Linked DNA regions of Homo sapiens: region 2 is linked to region 1. A link is a loop called in an ENCODE intact Hi-C map of the cell type or tissue named here. Cell type or tissue: B cell. All regions are shown on one strand. Links, peaks and the distances in the headings refer to the core of each region. The heading gives the core; the rest is flanking DNA.

Region 1 (16,615 bases), core at 2,456-4,955:
GTTTAAAGTTAAGTTTACATTGCTAAAGCATCAACCCCATATGTTACAAAGATATTCCTCTTCATTCTAGCTCACCCCCAGGAACATCAGGGGAAAAATCTTCTAGGTCTTGCCCTTTGAACAAGCACTGCTGTGGTGGGATGGAGTTGTGCCTAGGAGGACATTTCCTTAGCAATCCCAGAGACCCTTTTCTTTGTAGCATTTAAATTTTTGTCTCTTTTGTAAATTATGCCTTGAAACAATTGGTAATTTGGGAAACAATTTCAGTGCTTTAACTTCATTTATAATTCTATCTCTGAACCCTTTGGGGAAGGGAAGACCAACAAGTAAAGTCTCATTTACTTGTTGTTAAAGTACCATTTAACTTGGAGAGGACAGGAAATTAATAATAGCACTCAATAATTATGAGCACGTAGTGTAAGCAGCTACTCTTTATGCATTACCTCGTTTAATCCTCTCAGCTACCTTTAGAGATAAGGAATGGGCTAGATAATTGAAGGAACCGGCCATAGGTCACTGGGCAGTTGGGGTGGGGGGCAGTAGATGGCCAGGATTTCAGGCTCCTACTGACTGTGTGTGTTACAGATCCTCCCTTCCAGGCCAGCATATTTTTCTCAGAGGTAGGTGATTATAGACTTTTATTACTGAAGCTAGCTAACAAGATCTTGGCACTCACAGTTTTAAGAGAGAATAAAAGAGAGAGAGCAAGAGAAAGAAGAGAGAGAGAGAGAGAAGAAAAACTTTGTAATAAATTTACAAACATTTTTATTTTTATAAATAAGAGATACCATTGCAGGTTTTATATAATAATGGGCTGAAGAACTATTTTTAAATTAATGCATAATTTTACTAAAGAATTGTGTGCCTTTACAAACTTGCCTCGACCCACTTCCCCAATCTTATTTCTTGTCACTTCCTTCTGTTCAACCTCCCACTACCCCATCCCCTCCCCCGCCACTGCTAACCCACATTTTGGTGCACCAGACCACAAGCCACCAGAAAGTTCCATTCTCTTTCACCTTTTTTCACTGCAACTGTTTCTTTAATTGCATTCTTCTTTATTTTTAAAACTTCTGATCATTTTTCAAGGCGGACTTCAAGAAACATACCCTTTTGGAGGCCTTCCCATCTTCTCCCTGCCCCCACTAAATGTTTCTTTGGTGTGCATTTGCTCAATGCTTTGATCTTGGAGTAAGTATAACATTAATCACATTGTCTTAGTTTCAAGTACTTATTTGCTGACAGACCTGAGCTCCTTCTCCATCTTTCCTGGCACATGTAGATACTAAAGGCATTTATTGAATTGAAAATTTGTCACAAGTATTTTTTTTCTCAGCTTCTTACATACGCATGAAAGACTTTGATTGTACTTATTAACTTAATATTTACTGAGTTTCCATTTATTGCTATGAATGAAGATGCAACAATAATATAATATTTTGCATTCTACCATGTTTCAGCTTTACCGAAGCCCTAGTCTCATTTTAGCTTCAAAGTATCATATAGACATTGACCTCAAGAAATTTAAAAAATTGTACAATGACTAACAAACAGGGAAAATTACAATCTCATTTTTTTAGTATAAATACATTGGTTGGGCCAAAACTTAGCTACCCTTGCCAAAACTATATACCCAATAATGGGCCTCTTTGATGACAAAGAACACAAGGGCAGTTGTTAACTTTTACTTAGTCACTTTGGATTATTCTCAGAAAATTCTCAAGTCAACTTCTCCTTGTTACCTAAAGAGTACAGGCCCTTCTGTGTATACAGGAGAGATGGCAAGCAACTTTTAAAATCAGCTTAGGTAAAATAAAATTAAGAAATCTGCTTATAAGGTTATACTTATGAAGAGTCAAACACTTATAAAATAAGATTATAAAGGCTTGGACTTTATTACTAATAGTAGATTTTATAGTAGAGTGACATTATTTCAGTTAATCTAATTTTCTTCCTAGTGTTTTTTTATCTGCTAGTTTCCCAACTTACAGATATCAAATGAAATGATACTATTTCATCTGTATACTGAACACTGCAGAAATAAACATTAGAATTAGGACACATCAAAATATAAAACTAATCAGTGTCCACAGATTTGAAGAGTTTCAAGTGTTCCTATTTTGCCAGATGGAAGCGCACTCCTTAAAAAAGTGTTAATGTTCTACAGGGTCTTCATTTTGAGGCTCTCGGAAGTCACCTCCTGATTAGATGTTGGTTTCCTAGGGATATCTCCCTATAGCTGCTGTGGCCGTGGTGTTCCCCAGATGGCATCTCCTTGTTGCTTTCCTCAGTTCCCTTCTGATCCAACTTCCTGCCTTATACTATTGACTGTTCCTGTTGTTTTGGTTTGTCAGTTTCAATGCTTACATCAGTCTGCCCAGAAATTGCATAACTGCTCCATCTTGTAAGATATCGGTGGGGGATGGGGGGGAGTGGAAGGCGCTTCAATTAATCATCCTAATAATAACGTTAATACTTACATTGAATCAGGTGTTTTTCTAAGTGCTTTAACCCTATGAAAGCATTTAGTTGTCATACAGTCCTGTGAGGTAGTGTCTGGTGTCCTCTTCATATTTGAAGGCAAGTTCATTCATTCACGTATTTTATTTAATTTTCTACAATTGGATCAATTTTGTCTTAACTGTTGAATTTCAAGGCAACTTCCTGGAATAAACAGGTAGCAAACCATGGTGCTTATTTGTAACTAAGCCCTCAAGTTGAGCTCAAATAATCATAATACTTCCCCAAATAAATGCATCTATATGATAAGTGCTTTTATAAACAAATTATTCTGTGTCATCATATCATCATCATCATCATTATCATCACCATCAGCAGCAGCAGCAGCAGCAACAGCATCAGTAGTCAGCCCCTCTGTACACTTGACTGAGTAGAAGTTGGTTGTTAACAATTACAGGCCTCTGCATGGGTCACAAAACATGATCTCCACCCTCAAAAACTTTAAAAGGTTCTTAGTCTTTTGTTTGTTTGTTTGTTTGTTTTTTGAGACAGAGTTTCACTCTGTCGCCCAGGCTGGAGTGCAGTGGCGCGATCTCGGCTCACTGAAACCTCTGCCTCCTGGCTCACCCAGGCTGGAGTACAGTTGCGTGATCTCGGCTTACTGAAACCTCCGCCTCCTGGGTTCAAGCGATTCTCCTGCCTCAGCCTCCCGAGTAGCTGGGACTACAGGCGCCCACCACCACGCCCGGCTAATTTTTTGTATTTTTAGTAGAGACGGGTTTCACCTTGTTAGCCAGGACGGTCTCGATCTCCTGACCTCGTGATCTGCCTGCCTCGGCCTCCCAAAGTGCTGGGATTACAGGCGTGAGCCACCGCGCCCGGCCTTTAAAGTTTAGAATAATTTTAGTCAAGTGGCATTCACATTTTCTAGTCTGTTGTGACTGATAGACATGAATAGATTAAACATTCTACTTTTTATACCCAAGTACACATATCTATGATTGTATAGTAATGGCCAAATATAAGTGTCCTAAAAACTGAGAAAGAATGAAACATTGCTTTAAATGTTAGTGGAAGAAGAGAGGTAAAAGTGAACCACTTACTGGGTTTAAGTAAGTTTTGCTCAACTTCAGAGCCATGGCTGTGTCAGCCCCACTTGCAAGTACAAGGAGCCTGTTACTCAAAGATGGTCAGTTGTTCTTTCTGGCGGAAGGAAAAGCTATGTTAAATTGGGGAACTAGCAAACCCACAGTTCTGTGGTTGCAGCATTGATTCTTATTTCAGCATCTGTTACATGGACAGAAGGGAGGGTCTCCCTCCCTCTCTCTCTCTCGCTCTCTCACACACACACACACACACACACACACAAATAAACACACATACACGGAAACACACACACACACTCACTCACACACTCCTTCTTGACTGGATAAGCTAAAGTGAAAAAGAGATTATGTTTTCCATAGCAGAAAAGCTGACACCAAATTCAGCAAGCAGATTAATTATGCATGTGAATTGCAATCTCCCAGATAATTTGCTTTCCTTCTTTTTCTGGTTGCACTTTCTAGAGGGAAGTGAATTAATGGAACAATTACCTTGTATTTAAATAATACCCTGCATTTTGTTTCCTCAGTCTGGTAGTAGTCACTAAAATTTATCCAAGCTATGTATCCAAATGTGTGAAGTAAAAGGATACACAAATGTTATTTGTATAAAATTTGCATATTTTCCCTATTCAGCATTCCTTAGGCAAAGTTTAAAATTAGAAGTGGATCTTTATTAACCTCAGGTGCAACTTTTTTTCCATAAAAACCTTTTATAATAATTCATGAGATTATAATAGATGTGTGTGCATTCAATATAGCTTCCATCCTGAAAATGTTTTTTCAGTTTTTATTTATTTTTAAATTGACATATAACGGTATGTATTTATGGGGTACCTAGTAATGTTTCAATACATACAATGTCTAGTGATGAGATCAGGGTAATCAGCATATCCATCATCTCAAACATTTTTTATTTCTTGTGCTGGAAACATTCAATCGCCTCTCTTCTAGCCATTTTAAAACTATGTACTGTTAACTATAGTTATCCTATAGTGCTATAGAACATGAGAGCTTATTCCTCCTGTCTAGCTATAATTTTGTATCTAAACAAATCTCTCCTATCCTCCACCTTCCCCCTACCCTTCCCAGCCTCTAGTAATCTCAGGTGTAACATTTAAAAAGTAGATCCTTTGTACCTCCTTGACATCATCTGCTCATATCACCCTCACCAGAAAGGCCAGCTTGAACAAAGAAGAGTGGGATATAAATTCTTTATAGAGAAAGCTAGGTAATAGGTGCAAAGTGGGAGTAAGGAAAAAAGAGAAGATCATGCCTGTAGTTTTGCACTGTTGAGCACTCTTTTGTCATCTTAAAAATGCGAACTGAACTTCCCCCACTGTTTCTAATGCTTTATAAACAGTTTTAAAGTTTCCCTTTGAAAATATGGAATATGGTAGGCACCTTGGAAAACTTTGGATTTTTTCCTTTTCTTGCTGTCATTCATGTTGGGACTGTTCCTCAAAATATCATGGATTCTGTTTCTTTTCTGTGACCACTGAGAATGACAGTTGTGATACTTCATCTACCTGGTGATGTTCACACAGTTTTTCTCCTCCCTCCGTACCCACCCTACTGTTCACTGCACGCAGTTCTTCCTCCAGTACCATATCTCCAGTACCAGTTCTTTAAAGCTGAGTGTCTGCAGCTCCCAGGCACAAAAGAGGCAAATGTGGTATAAAGAAAGGGGAGCAAAGGTAGAGACAGATTTGGATTTATATTCTGGGCTCTTGGTAAATGTGGAGGCTGAGCAAGTCTCTGGAGCCTCTGAAGTTCAGTTTCCTCATCTATAAAATCAGGCAAGTGCTATCTACTCGCTAGGTGTGATGTGGGTTATTTTCCCCTTCCATTTTCCCATGTTGTCGTCTAGGTAGATATGGAGCATATCTACTCCACCCAGCGTCACCACTGACTTACTGAGCCCCTAATATTTACTAGGCATCATGCCAAACGCTTGAAAGATAATTACTCTTTTATTTTCATACATAGCTAGGTAAAGTTGTTATTAATTATATCCTTATTCCAGATGACCAAGCTGAGGTTCAGGGAGGGTTAAGTGACTTGTCTGGGGTCACAGAACCAGTAACTGGCAGAGTCAAGATTCACACCTTTCCTCTCTCTCATTTTATGTTGGCAGTTTCTTAAAAGTATAATCCATGTCTATTTAAACTGTTTTGTATCTTCTAACATGATCCACTAGTTGCTTCCTGATAATATGTCTATATACTTTTTTGTGTTTCCATGATTATTGAATGATTATTTGTAATTCCACATTTTCTTTCTTTTTTCTTTTTTTTTTTTTTTTTGAAGATGGAGTTTTCGCTCTTGTTGCCCAGGCACAATCTTAGCTCACTGCAACTTCCGCCTACTGGGTTCAAGAGATTCTCCTGCCTCAGCCTCCTGAGTAGCTGGGATTACAGGCACACACCACCACGCTCAGCTAATGTTTTTGTATTTTTAGTAGAGACAGGGTTTCACCACATTGGCCAGGCTGGTCTTGAACTCCTGACCTCAGGCGATCCCCCTACTTCGGCCTCCCAAAGTTCTGGGATTACAAGTGTGAGTCACTGCACCCGGCCTATAATTCCACATGTTCTATCAGGAAGAGATCCCAAGTCTCCTTTTGTTAGGTCGGCTGGTATACCAAACATATTTGAGAAATAAATATAAATGCTTGAGGATTTTATGGTGGGAAGTCTTTAAAATAATAGCTGTGAAGATATTAGATTAGGCTATTTAGGCACTTAAAATTTTGATAAAAGAAATGTTATACATATTCCATTGTACGTTGGTATTGGTAAATATTTACCAACTAAACTGTAACTTTTAAAAAAAATGAAGATAAAGAGAGCCCATCAAATTAATACAAATTTCCTGTCTCAATTTATCTGTAACTTCTCCTTTTGTTTTTTTCTGCAAATAAGCTTGTCATTAGAGATTCTAAAATCCAAGAAGCCTATTGAGAATGAGATCACATTATTACAAATAAATAGAAGTTTCTGTTATCATTGCTTGTATACAAATGTCTGCTGTACATTGTCTCACTGTTTTTCAGCTCAGACTACAATGGTAAAAATGCCTGGAGAATTAGAGAGTGGAGAGGAGGTAGAGTGTAGTGCAGGATAACAGAATCAGTTCTGAGCATTGGTGCATCTGACAGAGAGGAGATGTTGCCCAGTGGTCCTCATCACAGATGCCCAGAGATCTCTTTTCTTTTCATGGCTCATAGTGTATGTGGTTGGGCTTTTCTTAAGATTGCTGTACATTTTTCCACTCTGGCCATACTTCCTCAACTGTTAGAAGGTACTTTCCACTGTCAGTACTCAGGCAAGGCAAAGCCCGGAGCCCCTTCACCACTCAGGATGAGCTAATACCAATGCTGTTGGCTTTGGGTTGGTATCATGTACCAGTTCTGCAATACCTGACTTCAAGGACTCCGAATAAGAAATGTGGTACCAAAGCCAAAATAAGCCAGACTGAGAACATTAAAACATAGAGCATGGATGTGAGATCTAGATTTACACCCACACAAAACACATAGTATACAACACAACTAATCTTTGCTTTTAAGTTGCGACTTGACAATATTTCCTACAGTTTATACTAGAAATTGGGATTTGTTCTCCAAGATAATTTTGCAAAAGTTCTAGTTCTTTTACATTTTCTTTTAACTTCCTCTGTTCCTTCCCTTTTCCTTCTTTCTTTCCTTCCTCTCTTCCTCTCTTTCTCCCTTCAGTCACCAGGCACTGTTGTATATATTTTAAACACTCTGTCTCACCTAATCCTAATGCTGCCCTATGAAATGAACGGTGTGATTGCATTATTAGCACCCCTTCTTTAAAGATGAAGAAACTGAGGCTCGGAAAATTTAAGTAACACATTCAAATACACACAGCAAAAAATAGTTGAGTCAGAAAATTCAGCATTTCACCATACCATGTCACTGCCTAGTTGATTCATTTTAAAAACAATATATAATGATCCTAATTTCATAAAGGAAGCGAGGAACATTAGCTTTTGTTTGGAATGCCTTTACATGGGTGTATCCCTGTATCCTAGATCCACACATCTAAGAAGTAAAGCACATTTCATGGACCGTGCATCTCAAAGGTTTTTTAAATAAAACTTTAGGTTCTTAAAATGCCAACTGACTTGTGTTTTTCCCACGCATTGCTTCGACCAAACTAAGACTCCAGAGGTTCCACTTACTTCTCTTTTTGGACCAGTCACTGACTTACTTTGAGACTTTGGGGAGTGACTTCACCCTCCAGGGCCCCTATTTCCCCATTCTAACATGTTCAGTTCCCTCCTGTCTTTGCAGTATTTTCTAAATGGGAGATAATGACATAAGGAGAAAGCTATGCACACACAAACCAAAATGGTTTCCGGGCAGAATTATTTTGTTGTTTGTATTCACATTACCTGTGGTGAGTGGAGTATAGCCTGCATCACCGAGGTTTTGCCTCTAGAAACAAGAGCTAGTGAGAACGAGCAGCACGCTGACACCACCTCACCAACCTCTCATCCTGGAGGTCTCCTCCTGCATCCCTGTCTGTAGCCACACCCAACCTGCCACAGCTTCCTGTGTGTGCTTTTGCTTTGCACTTTGTAGAGCTATTTTCTCTTTCTTTTCTTTTCTTTCTTCCTTTTTTTTAATGTAATGGAGCCTTGCTCTGTGGCCCAGACTGGAGTGCAATGGCGTGATCTCAGCTCACTGCAACCTCTGCCTCCCGGGTTCAAGTGATTCTCCTGCCTCAGCCTCATGAGTAGCTGGGATTACAGGCACCCATCACCATGCCTGGCTAATTTTTGTATTTTTAGTAGAGATGGGTTTTCACCATGTTGGCCAGGCTGGTTTTGAACTCCTGACCTCAGGTGATCCACCCATCTCAGCCTCCCAAAGTACAGGGATTACAGGCGTGAGCCACCATGCCTCGCCCTGCAGAGCTATTTTCTCTGCCTGAAATGCCCTTTTCTATTTTGTCTGTTTGGAAAACTACTGGTTCCCTAAGACTTAGCTCAGTGGGCAACATCACCTTCTCTGGAAAACCTTCTTTTGCCTTCCCAGGCAGAGTTAAATACAGTTGTTCCATGGTATCCACAGGGCACTGGTTCCAGTAACCCCCTCGGTACTAAAATCCATACATACTCAAGTCCTGCAGTCAGCCCTGTGGTACCCACATGTACGAAAAGTTGGCCCTTGGTCGCCCTGAGTTTCGCATTCTGCGAATACTTGTATTTTCCATCCACATTTGGTTGCAGATGCTGACCCTGAGGACAATGAGGGCTGACTGTATTGAAGAAAATTGCGTATAATTGGACGCACACCATTGAAACCTGTGTTGTTCATAGGTCCACTGCACTTCATTCTCTGTGCTCCTGTAGCTCCATGCAAATAATATCTTTAAAATATTCATATTAGTGTAGTCTTGCATTTGCGTGACTATTTTGTTTACTGGACTGTGTGCCCCTCAGGAGCAAGGATTCTCTGCTGTTCATCTTGGTATCTTTAGTACTTAGGACAAGGTATGTGCTTTATTAAATGTGAGTGAATGACTGAGGTGTGGAGGCCACGGGCAAAGAGGACCCTTTTCTCCACCAGTGGCAGGGGGGACACAGGCAGAAAAGATCAAGCCTGGTTGTGTTCTTGCTCTTCTTAATACTTCCTTTAAAGATGTTGAGAAACCGAAGACACATTTAGAACTTCCCTAAAGAGCCTAGGAAGGGCCCAGTCCTAAGTAAAACCTTGCAGAAATATGTGTTTCCCTAATTAACATGAGGTCAGAGCTTTGACCTTCAAGGGCAACCCCAAAGGATGGCAGGGAAACTCGAGATACAGGAATCCCATAGCCAGAAATGATAGGAAAGGCAGGAGGCCACTCCAGTTTATAGCTGTGCGACCCTGGGCCAGCTATTTAAACCTCAGTTTCCTCAAAGTGGGAATCATAGTAATACCCTATAGGATTGTGGTGAGAATTAAATGTGAATGCATGTAAAACATTTAGCACTGAGTTAACCACTCATTAATGTTAACGGCTATTATTACTGACCAACTGGTCTTTTCATTTGTTCTTTAGCTATTTGCCCTTTCTCTGACTCCAAATAGATAGGCTTTCTATAGAGAGAGCATGGAGTCTCTGATGAATGAAGAAAAAAACAGACTGATCTTTAAGCAATCTCCTACTGCTCTGTTGAAATCTAGGTCAAATGTCACTTCCTCTAGGGGGCCGCCTTTGGCTCTCCAGGGGAGAGCTATTTTTTCCCTCTTCCTGTGGATCTAAAAAGTTTCGCTGTATTCTAGTTACTGTGTCTCTCTCCCCTACTCAACAGGCCAAAGCCACGTCTGTGTGTTCTCAGCATCTAACACAGGACCTGGCATATAGTAGGTGTTTGGCAGATGTCTATTGAAGGAAGAAATTTACAAATGTATGAATTTTTTTAGTGACAGACATTTAGAATTACTGGGGGATGAATAGCATTGTTCAGATAGTGAGACGCAAATTACATGCAGGTAAATGCTAGCACCTATATTTCCAGCTTGCTCCTTGGTACACCGCATATGTGCATCCCAGGTGGGTTTGCCCCTCATTCAGTCACTGCTCTGTCTCCAAGGTTCCTTTCCCTCCCACCTCAGCAGCGCTCAGCTTACAAGCAGGCCCTACAGAGTTGGATAGAGACCCACTGCCAAGCATTACCGGCAGCCAGCAGGTTTTACAGCAACAGTGCCAAGAAGCCCAGCCTCAGGATCTGCAATCTCAGACAGAATCGCTTTTGCGGCTGGCAAGGTAGGGCTAGGCAGCAGGCACAGGTGCCATTTCACAGACTACCTCGGGCCAGCAGCTGCCCTTTAGACACCAAATTAACTCACCAAAGTTGTCTTTCCAGCAAAGTGGTTTAATGTGAATTTGAAGCATTTAGTAGCCTTGTTTTGGGTGTCTGTACCTTTCAGTGGATGGGATTGTCTAAGTATGTACACAAGAATATTATTGTTAAATTCCTCAAAGAAGGTGATAGGGGACTTTTCAAGTCCTGTATACCATTAGGTTATGGATTGTTTTGTTCATGTACACAGCTCATTTACTGAGTACCTCACATGGGCCAGACACTAATCTGCTAGGAGAGATGAATGGTAACAGGGACCACACTACAGAGATCTGGACCAAAGCTCAGAGGAAGGGCTCACTGATTCTCCCCAGCCTCCAGAACAGGATGCCTGAAACCATGATGATTGTTGCGATAAGTCTGAGGGTGTCATTTTATTATTGATCTATGAATTTGGCTGTCTTGTCTTTTGAACATTTCATCTCGTGGTGAGTTGTTTTAATTGGGTTTGCTCTTTGGTTGCTAAGGAAATTTGGAGGGCCTTAGTGCAAGGTCAAGAATCAATGTACAACAAGGTGTGGTGGTGCACGCCTGTAGTCCTAGCTACTTGGGAGGCTGAGGCAGGAGGGTGGCTTGAGTCCAGGAGTTCTGGGCTGTAGTGTGCCATGTCAATTGGGTGTCAGCACTAAGTTTGGCATCAATATGGGAGCAGGGGACCACTAGGTTGTTTAAGGAGGAGTGGGTGCACTGGCTCACACCAGAAATGGAGCAGGTCAAAACTCCTGTGCTGATCAGTAGTGGGATCACACCTGTGAAGAGCCACTGCACTCCTGCCTAGGCAACATAGTGAGATCTGTCTCTTTAAGGAAAAAAAATAGAATAAATGTATAGAGACAAATGCAGGGGGTAAGAATCATCGTGACCTAGAAGATGCCAGTGTACACAATATTTGTATGTGATTTGGCACATGTTAATTGCAGCCTAAACCTGAACAGTGCCTTTGCCATACCTAGAAAAATTCCCCTTCATGTACAAGAAACATACATGAAATTATATTCGTAAGACATTTGAAATCTTGGGGGATTGTTCTTACTATATGTGAAGAAGGTCTTAATTAAAGAGAAGAGTCCTATCTTAGGGTTTAAAACTTATTAAAGAGGAAAGAAGAGAAATAAGGAGGCCTGGACTCTGGTCCCAGCCACACCTCCAATAAGCTCTGTGATGTTAGGCATGTCCTTTAACTTGGGTGTCATTTCATGCCTCTGTGACAGGGGAGTGGCCAGATAGATCATCTCTAAGATCCCTCCACCTCTACATTCTATGACTGCTATTCTTACTACATTCATTCTATAAGGAAGTTGGCATAGACCCAGAAGATAGCAAAGAAAACTATGAAAGATTTGGAGAATAAGCCCTAAAAAAGCAGGTTACAAGAATATAAAGAGACCAAGGCATGTGATGGAATCTTTATGAATTGAACAGCTCCTGTTATTTCCTCTGAGAATAGCCCAAGAGAGACCTTCAATCGTATCAGAAAAGATTTAGGTTACAAAGTAGGGATATGAGACACCAGAGAGGTTGTAGGATTTCCTTATTTGGATATTTTTAACAAAATAGTAGATGACTCTCTTTCTGGGACAGTTTGAGTACCGTCTTGCCTAGAAACTAGGAGTGAACTGGATCAACGTGTCTTAAGCTGTGTGTGGTAACATCCCATAAAACAGGTCTCACGTGCTGCTCTGGGAACTTCCCTGATCTGTGCGGGGGCAGTCCAGCAGCTAGGCAGCTGAGCAGAGCGCATCTGCCTGGGGCCAGTGAGGAGAATGCATCTAGACAGAGCTTTTCGTGCTGCTGAGGTAAGAGCAGGAACACAGCCCCCCAGCCCCCAGGAGCGAGGCTGGGCTGGGAGCTGCCCACTCCCTCACTTGCTCCATTTCACAGAAGGCACCTCCGAGCCAAAGCTACAGCTGCTGATGGCGCCAGCAGCTATTTCTCAGCTCATTTGCAATACTTTCTAATCTAGCTCTAATTTGTATGTATACTTGTCAGCTACTGCATAGAATTTTGGAACTTTTAACATAGAACGGACTCCGCTTCTCAATTTATGAATGAGAAAACTGAGTCCCATAGAGGCAAGATGGAGCCTAAAGTTACACAGCCTAGGTCTCCTGACTGCCAAGCTTGGCACTTCCTTCTATTTCCTGCCAGTTATTTCCATTTTGATTTCTTTGGAGATGTTCAAGTATATTAATTGTCTCAATATCTTAATTGCCTGGGCTGCTTTAGGTATTTTATATTTTTATTTTTTTGATAAGCCTCTGTGCTAATTTCTTACACTTATCTAGTTTTATTTTTCCCTCAGAGCCTTGTGTTTAACCTTTTCACTTGTTCGTTTTTGATCGTCAGAACTCTTTTCATTGCATTAACTATTTCACAGTAAATTAGCTGTAATCCATGTGCTGCATTTGAAACTTGATATTTAACTGTGGGCTTCATGCCTGAAGCCCCTCACCAACCCCCTAGCAGCCAGGGCAGTACTTTGCATACAGACACATATATGGAGTGAAAGAATGAATGAATGGCATTTGATATCAAGGTAATAGTGCAATCATGGTTAAACAGCTAGCCCATAATATTCAATTTATTGAAAAGATGCATTTGGGGTACTCTGAGCTTTCAGTAGGGGAAAGTCTGGATCTTAAATTGCTTCTGGTAGAATGTGGGCTAAAGGGTAGCTGTAGAATTTAAAGATGTTAGTATCAGGAGCATCACTGTCTAAAGCTCAGGGAAGGAGAGAGATGCTAAGGCACAGAAAGGCCTCCCCAAGCCCCAGCCTGGAGTATCCCCTTTTCTTGCAGGAGGCTTGTTCTTGTGTCACACCCTTAATGGGATTGGGCAACTTGGTAGAAAACAGAGGTATCAGGAATGTACTAAGGGAGAGAAGGAAGGAATGAGAACTCCTTAGCTGGCGACAGAGCCAGGCTCTGTAAGATGTGCTACACAGCTTCAGAAGCCCCTCGGTGTAGTGGTCAAACCAGAGGTACCCAGAGCAATATGAGGTTGATGAAGTTTGGAGTAATCTGGATTGCTAGCTTCCCATAAGTGTTTATGTGGCCTGAGATAATAGTGTCAGAGGAGAGCCGTTGAGTCTCTCCTCCTGAATAGCCTTCCCCCTACCTTCCACCCTGTGGCATTTACATCAGAGCCTGCAGAGAGAAGAATTCTGTAGGCTTTGAGAGAATCCATGTATCTGCAGGGAGAAAAAGGACAATCTGGAGGAGATTCTGACTTGACAAAAAGATTCATCAGAGTCCCTTTAACTGGCCATCTGTTTTTAAGGCCATTTATAATTATTTGGTTTCTTAAAAACAAAGTCATTTTAAAATTATATTTTCTGAATCATCCTTTATGTAAAAGTTAGTCATATCTGTATCCATAGAGATATGATATCCCAAGAATATATAGTAAATTCCATATATTCGCAAAGTAAGATCTCCTACAGTGGTCTACTTTATAAAATGAAGGGGACAGGATTAAGTAAAAGCAATGTTTTTTCCTTAAATAGATTAATCTTGATGGCTTTTTAAAAATGTATGGGTATTTTATTTTGCTTCATAGTCCTACATATTTTATTTTTCGTTTCTTTAGTTGTCATAGTCTAATGCTAAAGCTTACAATATTAATGTTATTCTAGATGATGTGTTCTTTTGGATTACTGATTGTTCTTGAGATGTTTGGAAGTTGTATAATTTCCCCTCTGGAAATGTACTGAAATTTATTGAGGCAGAGCTAGGAACTTGAGTCCTGAGTGTCCGGTTTGACTTTAACTACTGAATCAAGTTGCAGGAAAAGTGGGGCACATTCAAAAGAGTCCCTTGGCAAGGTGATACCAGGTCACAGATGCCTCCCTGATCCTGGCAGGTTATATGATTCAGCATCAGTATATTGAATCAAAATACTGACTAGCCCAGCACTACCATCTTTCAGAAATGATTCCACCCCTTGAGCATCTCTCTCTAGACAGGTCACCTTTTCTAGCCTTTCTGCTTTTAATTATCAGTTATGAAACTCCCCAGAGAAAATTCCATTTACATTTTTACATTTACTTTAGAGGATGTTTTTTCTTCTGTAAATTCTGCAGCACTGTGTTCAAGAGTAAACTCCCACAAATTGTTTCTATATTCAGACTTTAGAGAACTTAAGTTCAGGTACTTTTATGATAACTCATCCTCAGAAATTCCCTTCGCTACTGACTTGGGAAATACCAGCACCCTTTAAGCAGAAACTCAAAACTCACTGATTTAAGAAATGAACAGGCTTTGTGGCTTTTGCAGTTTGAGGTGGGGCTTTTTTTTTCTTAAGGTTTTAAAAATAATATAATTTTTTAAAATGAACAACCAATGCTTTTTTTTTGGCCAACGTCTTGAGATTCTACAACTATTGATTTAATAAATTTAAGTGCTCTCACATGCACTCACACAAAAAACTAGCAGCCCAGACGTGACCTTGATGAATGAGTTGTCTTTTTATAATAGATTTTTGATTTGGGCAGTAATTCAGAAGGGGATTTCCCAGATTGACCACGGATTTGCAGAAGACCTGAAAATGGTTTGTGGCAGGGCATATTTAGATGATGTAGTCATTAAAAAGGGCCACACTCAATGCAGGAGCAGTCGGGCAGAGCTGAAGAAACCACTCACTTATACCTTGGAAGATACATGCTTTCTTTAGCCCCTCCTTTTAAGCTCCAGATGCCTCAGCATGCCCATTACTGCAGCAGTATCTGTATAGTTTGCTGCCTATATGGTGCCAGTAATTTGCAAACTAAAGCCATCACCAACTAATCTTACTTATATTACTTATTAATCTTATAATATTATCATAACCCATATTTTCAAATATGCGTGAATTAAAATGGGTGCATTTTTGTTTTTTTTTTGTTTTTGAAATGGGGTCTCGCTCTGTCACCCAGGTTGGAGTGCAGTGGCATGATCTCAGTTCACTGCAACCTCCGCTTCCTGGGTTCAAGTGATCCTCCCACCTCAGCCTCCCGAGTAGCTGGGATCACAGGCATGCACCACCACACCTAGATAATTTTTGTATTTTTGGTAGAGATGGGGTTTCACCATGTTGCCCAGGCTGGTCTCGAACACCTAAGCTCAAAGCAATCCGTGCACCTCGGCCTCCCAACATGTTGGGATCACAGGCATGAGCCACTGCACCTGGCTCAATGTCTTTCTTAAAAATGATCTGGTCTGCCTGTTTTTACACTAATTATGTCCTCTTCCTGCTGCTTTGCTTTGTGAAATTACTGCCCTTTGCACATTCAGTTTAATTACTTAAAGGTCTCTGCTCAGTTATGGACCTTAGGGGCCCTTTTAATGGTAACTCCATCCTTTTCCTGCTCTGCTCATCAGCACCTGCATTTACAAGCTCCAGCCTGGCATTGCCTTGAGAATTTGTACATGGATAAAACATTTCTTCTCATTAGAACTTCAGTTTCCTTATTTATAAAATGAGGACATTGTAATAAATTATTTATGAGGTTCCTTCTGTCTCCAAAAGTTAGGTTGTGTTTCCAGGATATGCTGCTCATGCTGATGGTAAAAGGGACTCTCTCCAGATATCTATTCATGTTTCTGCCCAACAACAACAAACAGTATCACAGCAATGTCAGTTGCTGATTATCCCTTCTCCACTTTACCTTTTAAACTAAGTTAATCCACTTCTCTTTTGCATTTGCTGTTAAATCACTGAAGCATTTTGGATTTTTTAAATTTAAAGGTGTTCTTGCTGTTTGACTTCTCTGAGTTTATCCTCTCCACTCATAAATCTCGTAGAAAAATATTGTTACAGATGCTCAAGGCTTTTCATCTTGACCTACCTGCTGTGGTTTAAAAATAATATGATTTTAAAATACATGTACTTTCTATGTCTTTTAAATGAATGGGCCACTGCAATTTTTATGGTAAAAAAAATTTCCCATTATACCATGATCTTTAGATATTTTTTAGATTTTCTTTTTTTACCCAACACTGTAATTGTTTTGTTTCTTCATTGGCCCTACTTGTGACACTTAGAATGTAGTCTTGTTCTCTGCTTCTACTTATATTTATCGCTAGCTGCTGATAGCGCTCTAAAATCTAACATTCTTGTGTCAAGGGATAAGGCCAGGTTTAGAGTCAGAGATCTTGTTTGTCCTCCTTACCTTTGACATTGTTCCATGCTTT
Region 2 (16,615 bases), core at 6,410-8,909, 420 kb before region 1:
CCTCCATTTTATTTTAAATCATCAATGCCCTTCAATTAGGAAATAATAATAATGTTGAGCACTTTCTGGGTACTAGCCATTGTGCTAAGAGCTTTGCATAAATTTATCTCAGTCAAGCCTCACCACGTCCCTATGAGTTTTTTTAAATCCCCAATTTAATTTCATAGTTAGGCTAAATCTGCAAGAAGTTAAATAGCTTTTTCTAGACTACAGACACAGTAAACAGCAGGGGGCTGATTTAGATCCACTGCAGACTGACCCAAAAGCCATGTTCTTCACCCTGAATGGATTACCTGTCCCCAATTAAGCACGTGTTCTGGGTGGTAATCATGACACAGGAAGCAGAGGCATAAACTATTCCAGGAAACTCACTTAAATTTCTCTGGTCTTCAGTTACACAACGAAGCTACATCATCTTCAAAGATCCTTCTAATGTCCAAAAATTCAAGCTTTATTCTAGCGGAACCAAAAATTCCTCAGGGTCAGCTATACATAGTTGCATTAATCTACTTGACACCTTTGAGGCTTAGAGAAGTTAAGTGGTTTCCTCAAGGTTACCAAGCTAGAATGGAAAGAGATGAGATTCAAATTCTGATCTTTCAAATCCATGTCCTGGAAGTCACCTTTAAACCATAGCTGGATCTATGATCTTTAATTTATATGACAACGTTGCAAGTCAGTAGACATAAAAACATTCAGGTTACAAATCCAACTACTGAACACAGGCTATTAATTCTTAGGTTTATTAAACAAGCTCTTTTCTCCTAATAAAGAGAAAGCAGCTACAAAGTCCAACTCAGTCACTGGATATCAAGAGTTAGGCAGCGGCGTGGGTACTATGATACAAGCCCAGCCTATATTCCTAACACCCCAGGCATTGCGACTCCATAACCCCCTACGAAAAACAGCCTGGTCCTACGTGATCATGACTGGGTAAAAAGAAACCCAACAGAGCAGGGCTTGGAAGGTGATTGGGCAGCAGGCCACTTAAACATTGCTATGGAAATATAATTAGTCTTATTAACCTAATTCATTTAGGGTTTTGTGATACTTCAGAGGGAGCTGAGCCCCACCTGGATTTAAAAGAATTTGATGAAAAAATTCAGATTACAAGAGGACATTGAACTAACCTCAAGGGACCAGTCACTCAACCTTTAAAATCACCTATGTACCTATGATCTATGAAATAATGACTAGTCATTCTCCTCTATTCATTAAGACAACTTTTTAAAAAACTTATAATCTTATCTTTCCTTCATTTAAAGAACTTTTTCCTGCAATTTGCCTCAAACATAAGTTTTTACACACAACAGTCTCTACCCTCTAAGCAAGTTACCCCTCAGGTCATTCCACACAGTCTGCACATCTCTTTCTATACATGCTTTGCTGTTTTCTGTAGGGAGGAGAAGAGGGACAGTGAAGAGAGGACCAGAGCCAAGGCTGATGCATATTCTCCACACAAGGAATCATGCTGCGGGCTCTGAGGAATAAAAAGAAAAACAAAACCGGCCCTGCCCTCAAAGCATCCATGAGGTAGGTGATGTTGTGCTAGTCTAAGTGACAATGGAGACCAATGGGCCTGAGCCCTTTAACGGATAGGGTGGGTTGGCTTGTGATTCCCATACTGCTGAGTTCCCCAAAGTATAGATCTGATTCTATGGAACATTCAACCTGCTCAGCAAGCCCCATTTCCCAAGGAGCAGCTGCCTGTAAAGGTGAAACTGAGTAACTGAATACACAACCAGAGCTAACATGACTTTGACAATCAAATTGCTTTAAAGCGCTAACAGAATCATAGCAATAGGCCATCAGTCATGAGCAGAAAAGCTGACTGTTGCTAAAGAGCATGAACGACAAAGTTCTGTGACACCAGTGCTCAGTATTTGTTAAACTGCATGATGAAATAATGTGAGTCATAAAATCAATTCAATGAACAGTATTTTATGTAAATTAAATGGAAACACATATCCTTAGCAGTAACTGTAAACATCTGCAACTTGCAACAAATACTTCAGGTTCTGTGTGTGTGTGTGTGTGTGTGTGTGTGTGTGTGTGTAAATCTGGTCAGGATGTAAAAAAACTGTAAAACATATTTCTTACTGGGTGTCTTAATTTTAAAAGTTTGAAAAACACTGTCTTAGGCTCAGCAGTAAATTCAGTTTTGAATAACTGCAGCCAAAGGGAACAGCAATTAGGACCATGACCCAAGGAAAGGCAAACAAAAGTGAATAAAAATAAATACTTCCTTAGAAGGACTGACCATACGGTTCACAGTCTTGACCCTAACTCTGTTATTCTTGGCTTGAAATAATCCAGCCATCTGAGAAAACGACTGCAAAATACCTGAAAGATTTCAAGTGCAGGTGTCTGCAAGGCACACACCAAAAAAACAAATAACACCAGACTCTGAAAGACAGGAAGCCACCATTCCCAAACCATAAAGACATTGTGAGAATAAAAATGTTTATGTTACTATGTTAAAAAGCCTGGCCGGGTGTGGTGGCTCACGCCTGTAATCCCAGCACTATGGGAGGCCTGAGGCGGGTGGATCACCTGAGGCCAGGAGTTCAAGACCAGCCTGGCCAACATGGTGAAACCCTGTCTCTACTGAAAATACAAAAATTAGCTGGGTGCTATTTTTTAATACAACAAAGCTATTTTTTAAGTAAGCTATTTTTAAAATAAAAAAATTAAGATCGGTGGCGTGAGCCACCGCACATGGCCAAATACCTTTAGTTTTGAAAGGGCTAAAGAGTTAACACAGGAGAGGGCTAATACATTTACCCTACATGTTTTCCAATCCCATTACGTATCTCCATAACAAATAACCTGAACTGTCTTCATGGTCATTGATTCATTCATTTAACAAAAATGAACTGAGCACCTACTAGGCTGTGGCCACAGTTCTAAGGTAACATAAGGTAAATTGATTCTATATTATTTGTTTCTACCTACATAATTGAGGGGCTAGAAACATGGAAAATGCAAATATTTCTGAAATAAAACTACTACTAATAAATGCTACTAAGTTTAATAATAAAATACTACTAAGTTTAATCATAAGACTATCACTGATGGCCAAAATTTCTTGACATTGTAATAGTTCTTCAACAATATTATTTAGTCATAATTATCAGTCAGCTACCAAAAAAAATGAAAGTAACAAATGTTGGCAAGGATGTGGAGAAACTGGAACCCCTGTGTACTGTGGGTGGGAATGTAAAATGGTGGAACCACCATGGAAAACATTATGGCAGATCCTCAAAAAAATTAAAAATAAAGTTACCGTCTGATCCAGCAATTCTACTTCTGAGTATACAACAACAAAAAAAAATTGAAAACAGGGTCTCAAAGAGATATTTGCAAACCCACGTTCATGGCAGCATTATTCACAATAGTCAAATTGTGGAAGCAACCCAAATGTTCATTGACAGAAGAATGGATAAACAAAATGTGGTGTATACATGCAATTAAATATTAATCAGCCTTAAGAAGGAAGGAAATTCTGACACCTGCTACAGTATGGATGGACCTTAAGGACATTATATAATGCTAAGTAAAATCAGCCAATACTAAAAAGACAAATACTCTATGCTTCTATTTATATAAGGTACCTAGGGTAGTCAAATTCATAGAGATGGAAAACAGAATGGTGGTTTCCAGGGGCTGAGCTGGAGAGAGGGAGATGAAGAGTCATTTAATGGTACAGAGTTTCAGTTTTGCAAGATGAAAAGAGCTCTGGAGACTGTGCGACAATGTGAATATGTAACTGCACACTTAAAAACAGTCAAGATGGTAAGTTTATGTGTATTTTGCAATTATAAAAAATATATATCAGACAGTGTTTACCTTCGGGGTTTTTATACCATAGAGCATTGCCCATGGTTCTGGATGCGAAGAACAACTTCTCAAGGATCCTGTGTAAGTTGAATCCAGGCTTTGCAGCAGCCTAAGCATTTCCCTTACCGAAAGCCCATCCCGGAAGTTCTGACTCTAATTCATTGTCTAACCAAATAGCCTTGCAAAACCATTTCCTCAAAACCCAGAGCAAGGCTATTTTGTTTGTGTTCTTTTTTTTTTGTTGTTGTTAGTGGTGAAACTACAAAAGTTACAGAAAGTATAGAAAGATGGACAACTTTTCCCCTTAAATTTATTGAAATTAAATTTTATTTACCCTGTAGAATGTTATCTTGAAATTGAATTGTTTTTTCTTGAACCTACAGAATATCATGCATACAAATGTAAAATTTCTATAAATCTGCAAGCGTCTTTTCCCCCGAGACAAGCAAGTTCCTGTGTTGCCTATTTTTATACCAATTGTACACTAAACTGGGGCACCCTGGCTGCAAGAGGGCCAGACAAAACTGCCCCAGGGCTGCTCAAAAGAGGCCATTTTGCACATAAAGAAATAGTGTTGTTTCTGGAACTTCTAGAGGAAAGAGTACATACGCTGTATGCCAATTTACTCAGAAAATGCCTCAGAAACCATGGAGTTTAAACTCTATTGTCATTTTATTGGGTGCCCGCCACCTTGACCGGCTAATTTTTGTATTTTTAGTAGAGACAGGGTTTCATCATGTTGGCCAGGCTAGTCTTGAACTCCTTACCTCAGGTGATCTGCCTGCCTCGGCCTCCCAAAGTGCTGGGATTACAGGCATGAGCCACCGCACTCAGCCCACACAGTGATCCTTGTTATTCATGATGGTAGTTCTGTCTATGAAGTTGCCTTGAACACCGCCATAGGAAATACTAATCCTTAGCTTCTGGGGGAAACACAGGGTTAGGTTCCTGCAAGCCTCTGGTCACAAAATTTTCATCAACCAACTTATAACGTCATTTTATGTGTGTTTCTGTTTTTTAAAAAAAAAATGGCTTATTTGATCTAAGTTGTTGGTTCATTGACACTAAACTCACAGCCAACAGCACTAAAGCCCATGCCTGAAGAAAGCTTAGCTAACACATGTATTTTTCCCTATAAGGCACATCACAGCCTTCTTGCACTTAAAAACACTGGACAGGGCCAGGCGCGGTGGTTCACGCCTGTAATCCCAGCACTTTGGGAGGCCAAGGCTGGTGGATCACCTGAGGTCAGGAGTTCAAGTCCAGCCTGTTCGACATGGTGAAACCCTGTCTCTACTAAAAATATAAAAATTAGCCGGGCGTGGTGGCTGATGCCTGTAACCCCAGCTACTTGAGAGGCTGAGGCAGGAGAATTGCTTGAACCCGGGAGGCGGAAGTTGCAGTGAGCCAAGATCAAGCCACTGCACTCCAGCCTGGGCGACAAGAGTAAGACTCCATCTAAAAAAAAAAAAAGTCCTACTGGACAGTTCTTTAGCCCTATATTTGGGGAGCCATTTTAAACAGTGAAATCACCAAGAAAAAGCCCAAAAATGCAGAAGACATGGCACTGAATTGTCTGCATCCAGGACACTCGTTTACAGTATGAGAACTGAGGCAAGAAGGCAGAGTGTCACCTTGTTCAACCTCCACCGGGTACGTGTACCTTGAGCTACTCAAATTTTTTTGCTGCTCTGTACATATCCACCAATGACCACAAAGAGTCCTCACGGATGGATTTGGGGCTTACAAATACATTTTAGCAAGTAGGCCAATTTCACAGATACAGAATTCTCAAAGATTGAGGATCGACTGTATTAACCCATTTGGGAATTTTCTTAGACCTAAACTTAGAGTAATAGATAGGAAGTCTATTCAAACCTTTCTGGGGGAAACTTTTAAAAGGTCACTTGAAAATTCAAGGGCTCTGAGCTACATACATAGAGCACTAGTTACTATCTTCCTGGGGTGGTGAAAATGTCCTCTTCACTCCCCCAAATTCAGCAGGCAAAATGCTGGGCAAATGATCGATTGCCATGGACCTAGCCATGTTGACTACCAGCATCTACCACCTGCGTAACTTTGCGTGACTTTGATCCAATCGCAAGCTGTTCCTCTACCCATGACGGGATTTCCCACAGTCTCCAGAAGGCACTTCCTGAAAATCATTCCCTTTGTCTATTCATGCCTTTAACATGTCATCTCAATGTAGCTTCAAGTTAGAATTCACTGACATTCTTTCATATTCTAACAAAGATGTCTCTGTTCCAAGATCGCTATTTCATTTCCAGATATATGCTAAGATAAAATTCAAAATTTAAAAAATGCCCAATTTTTCCAATTTGCTATTCATAGCAGCACCAAGTGTCTTAAATCATAAAAATGGAAACATCTGACAGACATACTGCAACTACAAGATCCTTATAAAGTAACACATGATTTTTTTTATCTCCCTGGAGAAGTAAAGATGCTTTGATTTATAGTCATGATCAGACTGTACCAAAACATGCTGCCTCCTTGAAGCAGGTAATATTTAGGGCTGCAATACAAGCTTTCCTCGGTGTTCATTAGGATCACAGTGTTTCTTCAGAGCTGCAGGAAACATTCAAAATTCACCAGCCCTTTATCTATTAGAAGAGATAAGCACTCAAGATGTGTTCCCAGGGAAAAAAACATTTTTGATCATGTCAACTCCCTCATCTATGATAACCATCCAAACCTCAGCTCCTCCTCCTTTCCTTTGAAACTAAAATAGGAAGCACTGGCATGAAAAACTTCTGCTTTTTAAAGTCTCAAAACTGGTTACTTGTATTTAAAAGCCTTTTTGCCTGTTTAAAACTAAAAACACTTTTACACCTTCATTAAAGTTATGACCGATGTGTTTAATTTTAAAGACATAGCTGCCATTCTTAATTACTTCCTCTACCTTTAACATCCCTGTCTTACATAAAATATTCAAAAAAAAAAAAACAATGTGAGGCCGTGCTTTGGATTCCATGTGGCCAATTTCACTCTGTGGCAGTTGCCAGCAGAACTCCACATCTAGAACAACCAGTATGTGCCTAAGGCCTTTCCTGTTCTTTTTGTTTCCTTGAGTTTATTCCTGTCAGGTGTAAGCACTCCAGAAATGTAGAATTATGACATAGGAACTCACACTGAGTCATAGCTGGAACTCATCTCTTCTGAGTTCACAATTAAAAACAAATGAAATCTAAAATTACATTGAAAACATAAAGGTAGATGGAAGTTTAAAGTGCAGATGTGGCTTCAGCCCCAGCTGGATATGCTCAGGGGGGAACAGATGTCAGTAATAAACCTAGGAGAGCTACAAAAGTTAGCTTATATCCATCACCAAGTGAAAATGCTGACGTACATATAAAACTGTGCCCTGCCTGCTTTCCTACCCAGTCTGAGTGTGCAATATGGAAACAGCCTGGAAAAGAACCCAGAAACCCTGTGGAGATGCAGAGCAGGTCTGCCACATCAGCGGTGAGGAAGTCACTTACTGCATGGTCGGGGTAGGCTAGCCATGCAGCACCATCAGGAAAGGTATGGTTTCTTCTAACACTTGGCACCTGGCCTATGCATCCTCTAAGTTCACCAAAGAAAGAAAACACATAATCTGCGGTTACATTCATTAAAGTCTGCCACAGGAGAATAGGGTTCTCGATGGGTATGGGGAGATGACAGAACAAAACTATAAATGACCAGGAATGGAATAAAATTAAACCTAAAGTGACCAGGGCAAAAAGCAAACCCCAGAATGATCATCATGGTATTAATAATTACATAAAGACTATAAACTCAGAAGAAGCTAGGAGAACACCCAGAGCCTGAAAGTTGGAGAAGGTTATAGCTGCCACACTCTTTAGATGAAGTTCATTTATGAGACTTTCTTTATATAGCCTGTATAGTTACATAAACTAGAGTCAATCAGGTTTTTCTAAACTGCGCTCTTGTTACTAGATCTTATTACAGTCTTCACATTTCAGAGCTAAATTAAAAAAACACACACATTTAGCCATATGTTTTCTATGGAAAGCACTAACCATACATTTGAAAATGAGGGTGACTTTCTTTTTTGTATTTTGCAGCCAGGATATTTTATTCACCAAAATTAAGCGAAGCAGTTCCTACTTATGAACTCATATGAACTAATTCAGCCCCGTCAAATCGAGAAACTTTAAATATTAAATTCTACTGTACAATCTCAGCTGGAAGTCATCTCTCTCTCCACCAACCTTCCAGGGCACTTGGCACCTATCCTATAATGCAAACATTCTGTGTAGCTCAAGGAGGTGGCCTGATTTGGTGCATTCAACAGTGGCTAGAGGTCTAAGCCTCTTTGCTTCTGCAGGGAGACAAAGAAAAATCATTTACTATTTTGCAAAGATCGCTTCATTGAATTTTCTTGGGGTCAATAGCCCTTAGCAGAAAACAAGTATTCCACACTTGTTCTATAAGGTTCTAGGAGGTTCTTACAAACCTCATCAGCAAGTAGTATTTTTTACATAACTTGCTATTAGCTTGGAAATTTACTACAGTCTCTGTTTATTTTCTTCAGTTGTTAAATATGTACTTTTTTTTTTTTTTTCACTGAGATTAAAAGAGGAGTCCAGGCAAAACAGTAAGAACATGGGTAAGAAATGGAAAGACAATAAATGTCTTGACTTGTTTTCGGGACTCAGACTGCCTAGGCTTAAATGCCTGCAATGTCACTCCCTGGCTCTCTGTTCTTGGCAAGTTACTTCACTTCCCAGGCACCTGGTACCCACCTCTCAGGGAACCTGGTATCTATCCTATGATGCAAACATTCTCTAGTTCAAGGAGATGGCCTGATTAGGTGCATTCAACAGTGGCTATAGACCTAAGACTCTATCAACTTAAAATTAGTTTTATAGAGGAAATGATACCTGATAAAAGGACACAGGAAAGAAGAAAAAAAGTTCATTTTTTCTTCTATATCATTATTTGTGGTCCAACTTCACCAAAGCTACCACAACAGACAAATAATGAAATCAGATCAGAGTGAGTTTAGAATTCAGAAAAGCAGAAGAAACTGACAGAGATTGGGAGTCTCCCTGGAATGGATGTAGTGGTGGCACCAGCCTCATCAGGACCTGGCGATCAGAAGGATGGATCCCGCCTGGGCCAGCCTATCAGCAAGCAGCTGGAACGAAGGGGCATGCCGCAAACTCACAGACCTGCCCACGGTTAACTAGGCAGCCACTCTCGCCAACACACAGAACAAATTTACTCAAAACATATCCTCACTCTCTGAGATTGTGGTTTATTCAGATCACGTCAGATCGTGGTGACGTTTCACTAAAGTCACTTTGATTTATCCTGGTTCTAAAATTCAGTGTCTCTCTGTGTAGGCTCTTTGATTACTGCCTTTGTATTCTCCAGCACGACCGAATCAGCTACTAGGTATTGGGATTCCTAGAAATGTTTGAAGAATGGCATGTCCCAGTTAACCACTGACTAGAAAAACCAAATTTGTCTAGTCAATTCAGGATTCAGATGTCAAATGGACAAAAAAAAAAAAAAAAAAGGAAAGAAAGAAAGAAAAAACCTCTTAAGGAAAAACTTTTTTTTTATTTCAAGTCTTGTTGAAAAATGTTTGAAAATACACTGATGAACTTTAGTACTGAGTAAATGGAAGTACTGAACATCACTTAATACTTTTTGATGATTCAAAGCCTACACTTCCATAGGGTTTCAAAACAGCTATAAATACAGGGCTAGTAATCCAAAGGAGGATATTACTCCCAGTTTAAAGGCAAGCAGGAAAGGCTACATTGGGGCAGAGGCTGGGACCCGTGTCCTGAAGGGACATGGGGATTTGAACAGGTGGAGACTGTAGAGGGAAGGGACATAGGAGGACAGGTGGTAAGGGAATTTTAGGTAGAGAAACCTCACAAACTTACAGAAGCCATAAACCCAAAATCATGGTCTATATTGATTTTTAATACCAATGCGAGAATGAAGGGATCTATCAGTCTAAAGAGGTAAGACGGGGCCAGATCACACAACAAACTAAGGAGTTTTGCCCAGAAGCAGCCAGGAATCACCAAACATTCTTCAGCTCAAAGAACAGAGACTGGGAAGAGGATGACATGATCAAATGAGTGATTAGGTATGATAGAGCTGGCAGAAATGTATATGAAGTGGGTAACACTAAGTACCATTTAAAACATACTTTTTAAGTGCTTCACATATTTTACCAATTTAATCTCATTTTACAGATAAGAAATTGAGACCAAGGAATTAAACAGGTTTTTCCAGATCAGTGACTCCAGCATTCTCTAATAATGGCCATAGAGAACCAGTGAAGAAAACCTTGTTTTCTTTAAAGGACTTAGCACCATGTGTGGGACAGAGGAAGTGCTCATATAATTGTTAGTTCCCTTACTTGCCCTTGCCTATTATGGGCTGAAAAGGAGAAATCCAGGAGCTAAAAGGATGGGAATGCCACAGTGGCATATTTCACTGGGGCACTATCACAAGCCTTACAGTTTTGGGGGCCATAAGCAGTTAACTTGGGATGTTGTCTCCTGAAAATTGTTGCCTATAAGCTGTGGCTGACTCTGACTCAGGAATACTCCTGTTTTGAACAAAAATGATCAATCCAAAGTCAGGAGACCATGATTCCTCATTAATGGAGTCCTCCACGAGGCGCCGTACCTTAAAAAGCTGCCCAACTGTTCCTTCCAGTGGAAAGATGGTAGGGGCTCAGCATTGCAATCCTATGTTCAAAATGAGGACTTGAGCTACGGAATGCGTTGCTGGATGAGAAGTTCTGCCTATGCTGACAGTTTTAAAACAATACTCTATTTTTGATTCCAATACCATATGATACTAGGGAAGCCTTGAAAACCAGAAACATTTTTCACCCAAGTCCACGGCAAAGTTCAAGAATGACTCCATGGCTAATACTTAGGTTGCAAATCGATAAATGAGCTCCTCTCGGATCCAATGAATTGAATTGAAAAATAAAACTATAATTACAGTAGGAAGAGTGCAATAAAAGATGAAAACCCAGGCTCCAAGCCCCTATTTTTCTTTTGTTCAAAACACCATTATTGGTTTCAAATATGCTTGTCTGTCAACAGGGGTTAGTATCCTATTTGCCTAAAGGCAAGAGGCTTGATCTGATGGTTTTCTAGGGCCCCTTCCTGGTCTAAGAACTCTAATCTAATGTGGTTTTACTAAACCCAGAGCTCTCCAAAATCATGACTTTCGTCTTAATTGCCTGCAGGAACCTGGGGGTTACCCTCAAGCTCTCACTGAATAAATGATACCTAAAGTAAATGCTGAAAACTGCCTTTCCTATTTATGAAGTGCGTATTCAGAATAATATTTCTTTTTTCTTCAAATTTGATTAAAGTAGCCATTCCATTATGCCTTTTCATAAGGGAGTCACATTGAAGTCATAAAAATGTTACTGGAATCATTTTCATTCCAACAAATTAGATATTAATGAGGGTTTATCCTTACAATTGAAGAAAGGAACTAATTCATTAGGAAAATGAGTAACACATATATATGCTTATCAAGGGACCCTAAAAGAAATACTTTCATATGAAAGATGTGTTTTTATATCCTAAAATTATTTCCAACATTTGGTATGGAGCCAAGGCAATTCAGTAACTTTGCCATTTATAGCAAAGTTTAGGCCAAGTTGCGGGGCACACAAAAAAGTATACTTGCTTGACAATTTAAGTCCATAGGGCCAATCTGAATGTCCAGGCAGGAAGGGACTTTGTCTCACCGATATTCTGAGCTCTTTGAAAATGAAGGAGAGTCCCTATATTTCCACAGGTGTATAGCTCGCAGAGAACTTACAGGGGGAAAAAAAAAAGCCATAAGCAATGAAAAATAAAGTTCAGAGAAGAAACATCTCAGCTCCTAAAAGAGAAATCGAAAAGAAAAAAGAAAAGGACAGTCACTGATATACAGACCTATCTTCTCACTTCACTTGGGAATATATGAAGACTAGAAGGGAGTGAAAGTAGCTAAACTAGGGAAGAGAAAGAAGGTGAATCCATTCACCATTTGAGAAAACATCTGCCTGCCAAGCATAGACAATTCAGTTGTGGATCCAGAAAATTCCTTTCCCCATCAAATTTAAGATGAGACTTTTATTTATTTATTATTTTATTTTATTTTTGAGATAGGGTCTTGCTCTGTTATCCAGGCTGCAGTGTAGTGCTGCAATCATGGCTCACTGCAGCCTCAAACTCCTGGGCTCAAGTGATCCTCCTGCCTTAGCCTCCTAAAGGGCTGAGATTACAGGTGTGAGCCACCACGCCTGGCCAAGAAGAGAGTTTTAAATGTTAATAAATTGGCCTGTGATAACACTGAATTATATTGGGTTTCAAGAAATCACAAAAAAAGCAACACCTCCCTGCTGTCAGCAGCTCATAGAATGGTGGGCTAGACATAAACGTATACAAGGAAATTGCCACATTGTAAGAAAATGTCCTATTAGTGGCACATACTCATGGCCATGGAAGAGCAAAGAAGAGGAGATAGAAAGAGATAGGGTGAAGGGGGGAGGACAGGAAACCCAGTCAACTTTTAGTTCATGTCTTTTAAAATAAGGAAGAGACTCTAATCAGAAGTTGACAAGTGTCACCTTCCAATATTGTGACTTTCTCAATATCACAGAGGCCAGGGTTTTAAGAAAAATCACTCTGCGAAGATGACACTGACTTTTTCTTAATCTCCTCTACCTCATCTTCCCAAAAAAGATTAACTGAACTAATAAACTCCAAACTTCTGGCCTAACTTCCAGTTTACAGGAAATCATGAATGAGAGAAACTGAACAGCCTCAACAGGAAACAATCAGACACATCCTCCATGTGGGATGTCCTCCAAGGCAAGTGGCCTGGTCTCTTTCTAAAGTCAATGTCAAAAAAAAAAAAAAAAAATCCCAGGCACAGTGGCTTACACTTGTAATCCCAGCACTTTGTGAAGCCAAGGCCATTGGATCACCTGAGGTCAGGAGTTCGAGACCAGCCTAACCAATGTGGTAAAACCCTGTCTCTACTAAAAATACAAAAATTAGCTGGGCGTGTTGGTGGGCACAAGTAATCCCACCTACTCGGAAGGCTGAGACAGGAGAATCACTTGAACCCAGGAGGCGGAGGTTACAGTGAGCCAATATAGCACCATTGCCCTCCAGCCTGGGTGACAAGAGCAAAACGCCATCTCAAAAAAAAAAAAAAAAAAAAAAAAGTGAGAGAACTGTTCTAGATGCTAGATTAAACATAAAAGAGTTTAGGACTACAATATGAATTGCAATGCATGAGCACTGTGTATCTGAATTTAGGAAGAAAAAATCGCCATAAAAGACAATTTGGAGACAACTAGATAAATTTAAATATGGACTGGATACCAGATATAATGAGAAAATTATCGTTCATTTTTCATATTTTGAAATGTTAGTGTCTTTATGTACGAGAATGCCCTTACTATTAGGAAACAGATGCTCAAGAACTTAGGCCAGGCACAGTGGCTCATGCCTATAATCTGAATACTTGGGAGGCTGAGGCAGGAGGATCACTTGAGTCTGAGACCAGCCTGGGCAACATGGTAAGATTTCTCTCTATAGAAATAAAATTAAAATTAGCCAGGTGTGGTGGCATGTGCCTATAGTTCCAGCTACTTGGGAGGCTGAGGTGGGAGGATTAGTTGAGCCCAGAAGTTCGAGGCTGCAGTGAGCTATGATTGCACCACTGCCCTCCAGCCTGGGTGACATAGTGAGACCCTGCCTTAAAAAATATATAGAGAGAGAGGGTAAGCATCATGACATCTCCTTACCCTGATTAATCTCAAACTGTTCAGCAAAAAACATATATATATATATACACACATCCGCATACCTTCACATACACATATACACACACAAATAGAGAAAGCAAATGCAGGCTGGGCACGGTTGCTCACACCTATAATCCCAACACTTTGGGAGGCCAAGGCAGGCAGATCACCTGAGATCAGGAGTTCGAGACCAGCCTGGCCAACATGGCAAAACCCCGTCTCTACTAAATATACAAAAAAGTTAGCTGGATGTAGTGGCGGGCGCCTGTAATCCCAGCTACTCGGGAGGCTAAGGCAGGAGAATCACTTGAACCCGAGAGGCGGGGGTTGCAGTGAACGGAGATGGCGCCACTGCATTCCAGCCTGGGTGACAGAGCGAGATGACTGTCTCAAAAAAAAAAAAAAAAAAAAAGACAGAGAGAGAGAAACGAAATACAGCACCATGTTAATTAATTAATTTAGGTAGTAGATATACAGATGTGCTATGCTACATAAATTCTTCAATTTTTCCACATTTAACATTTTATACAATAAAAAGCTGGAGGAAGGGATGAAATTCTACTAAGACCTTAAACATATAAAAAGAAAGTAAGTACATCTATAAGGAAATTTAAAGGAGTAAACAAGCAAAGTTACGCCTTATTTACCATGTGAGTAGCAAAGACATCTAATCAGGCTAATAGGTTACTTATTTATCTCTGAAAACGGCTACCACTTTCAGTATCTCAGATTTGTAGGGGTTTTCTACTATAATCTATCCCAGATTGACTATGTAAATAAAAAATATTTTATTACTTCAGATGAGAGCGAAACTGTATGCTTCTGCTTTTCATGCTTTGGTGCACAGCATGTTATAAATATAAATGACTCCAAGATAAGTCAGTCAGGAAAGATCAAATAACTCAGTGTTTTTACAATTCTGTCAGAGATATATGACTGGATTTACCCATTAGGGAGAAATACAGCCTAGAGTTTGCACATTCCTCTGATTTTTCTCATATTAAATTATATTTAAATATTCCCATAATGCTAATAGTCTTAGCCCCAGCATCCCTTACATACTCTATGGTACCACAATGAAATGGAAACCGTAAGAATAATTTCAGCAATTGGGAGGAGGATGCAGAGATTATTAATTTCATACACTGTGTATAATAAGTGCTATATGAATTTTCACTGTTTCTCACAGCTCCTCTAACCCATGCTAAGATTATAATTTCAAGTCTATATCACCACAGATGTTAACAACAATAGATTTATTTCAGCTTTTCACCAACAAAACCAGACCAGGGGCATTTAATGAAGTTCATCTCCAAAAGTTTATTATACAACAACAGAAATAACAATAAGCTACTCTGTAATTTGTCTCTAAGTCCTAACTAACCATGACCGTTAAAAGAAGCATTTACTAAAAAGAGACTCGTTCATCAATTCAGGACAACTGAAATTTTCCTGACTCAAACACTTCCTCTTAGGCATCCACAATTATGTTCCAGTACTCTTGCTAAGAAACTCTATTAAGTTTTTTCTGATACCTTCTTCTTTCACATACACGTAGCATTATCAAAAGTGTCCTGAAAGGCGGTCTAATCTGCCTTAATTTGTCAGTGCCAAAAATCAGTTCCCAGGCCTCAACATTTGTCACTTAATCAGTACTATTGTTTGCACACTCTATTTGTAATGCAACTTATCAGGCTCTTGCAGATGGCATACAACGTATGCCATTCCATTGGCTGAAGAAAGTGTGCCACATATACAGTCAAAGACAAAGAGGGCACCTAAGGCCAACTCTCCACTCTTCTCTAGAATCAGGGCTAATGGAAATAAGAGATTTCACCCTGAACAACTAGTGTCTGTAGGGTGCTATTTTTACATCATTTACAACTCAAGCAACTTGGATTGGTAAAGAAAGGTCCAGATTTATTAAGTCTCTTCTAGTATTTGTCATGAGCTAGTTGATCCTTAGCAAACCACACGGCATCTCCAGGGTCTAAGCCAGAAGCCACTCCTGAGGTCATTTAACGGCCAACTCCTTTTCCTGATTAAGACCCAGTGAGATTCACTGTCTCTGCTGCTAAAACTAAGACAAAATCCTGGGTGAAATGAACCGCATCTGTGCAAAATTCTAATAAACTTTCCTGCTTGGAAAGAACCAATGCCTGAGAAAGCTGCTCATGCCAGAAAAATACAGCCACACATCCCAGGACCTGATCCTGGCGCCTACCCCTCACTGTTAAAGCTGAAGTATCATTCCTTAACCCAGGGAGGGAACTCAATAAACATTAACTGAAGCTGGGCATGGTGGCTCACGCCTGTAATCCCAGCACTTTGAGAGGCTGAGGCCAGCGGATTGCTTTGAGCTCAGGAGTTTGAGACCAGCCTGGGCAACATGGCGAAACCCCATCTCTACTAAAAATACAACAATCAGTTGGGTGTTGGTGGCGTGTGCCTATAGTCCCAGCTATTCGGGAGGCTGAGGTGGGAGGATCCCTTGAGCCTGGGGAAGTGGAAGCTGCAGTGAGCTAAGATTGCACCTCTGCACTCCAGCCTGAGTGACAGAGGGAGACCCTGTCTCAAAAAACAAAAACAAAAACCTAACTGAATGAAAAAATGAATGATGCTCCCCTCAGCCTTGCTATGGCTGTTTCTGGCTGCCAACCACATGTGACAGGCAACCTCTGACCCCACATGTGGCCCTCTGTGAGACCTTCCTGGGCAACAACTATCATGCTTAATTCAGTAAAATGCGCCACCTCTGTGGTCAGACCCCCTGATCTTTCCCCTGCCTGTCATCCTTTCTTCCTCTCTCTCTTTCTTTTTGCAATCATTTACTTTGTGTCATCCAGGAGTTAGCTTTTTCTAGATGCTAGACTGGCAATAAACATGTTCCATTGCCATGTTCCTGGGGCTGGAAGCTGTGAAAAGAATGCACGAGGCTTTTAAAGTTAT

The links. Hi-C counts contacts between places; a loop is a spot of excess contacts. Peaks named below come from ENCODE experiments on the same cell type or tissue, not always from the same donor. Only the 100,000 strongest peaks of a DNase experiment are listed, where the experiment ranks them.
Region 2: a loop joins it to region 1, with 2.5 times the contacts of the local background. A loop is called at or near these places in 2 of 110 quality-filtered maps.

Annotation. Positions count from the first base shown.
Region 1 is chr13:46,164,089-46,180,703 of GRCh38, reverse strand. All of the region lies in intron 1 of LCP1 (lymphocyte cytosolic protein 1), which reads left to right. It also overlaps the pseudogene RN7SL288P. Among named protein-coding and RNA genes, the nearest start is that of LCP1, 9.8 kb to the left of the region's middle. RefSeq lists enhancers at 3,717-3,776, 8,177-8,226. In B cell, for the core only: no CTCF peak of the experiment used is centred there; DNase peaks (open chromatin) are centred at 2,855 and 3,693; H3K4me3 peaks cover 2,500 bases; H3K27ac peaks cover 2,500 bases.
Region 2 is chr13:46,586,060-46,602,674 of GRCh38, reverse strand. The region is part of intron 1 of LRCH1 (leucine rich repeats and calponin homology domain containing 1); the gene reads right to left. Among named protein-coding and RNA genes, the nearest start is that of LRCH1, 41 kb to the right of the region's middle. RefSeq lists a silencer at 7,239-7,288. In B cell, for the core only: no CTCF peak of the experiment used is centred there; DNase peaks (open chromatin) are centred at 6,704, 6,874 and 7,364; H3K4me3 peaks cover 1,685 bases; H3K27ac peaks cover 1,962 bases.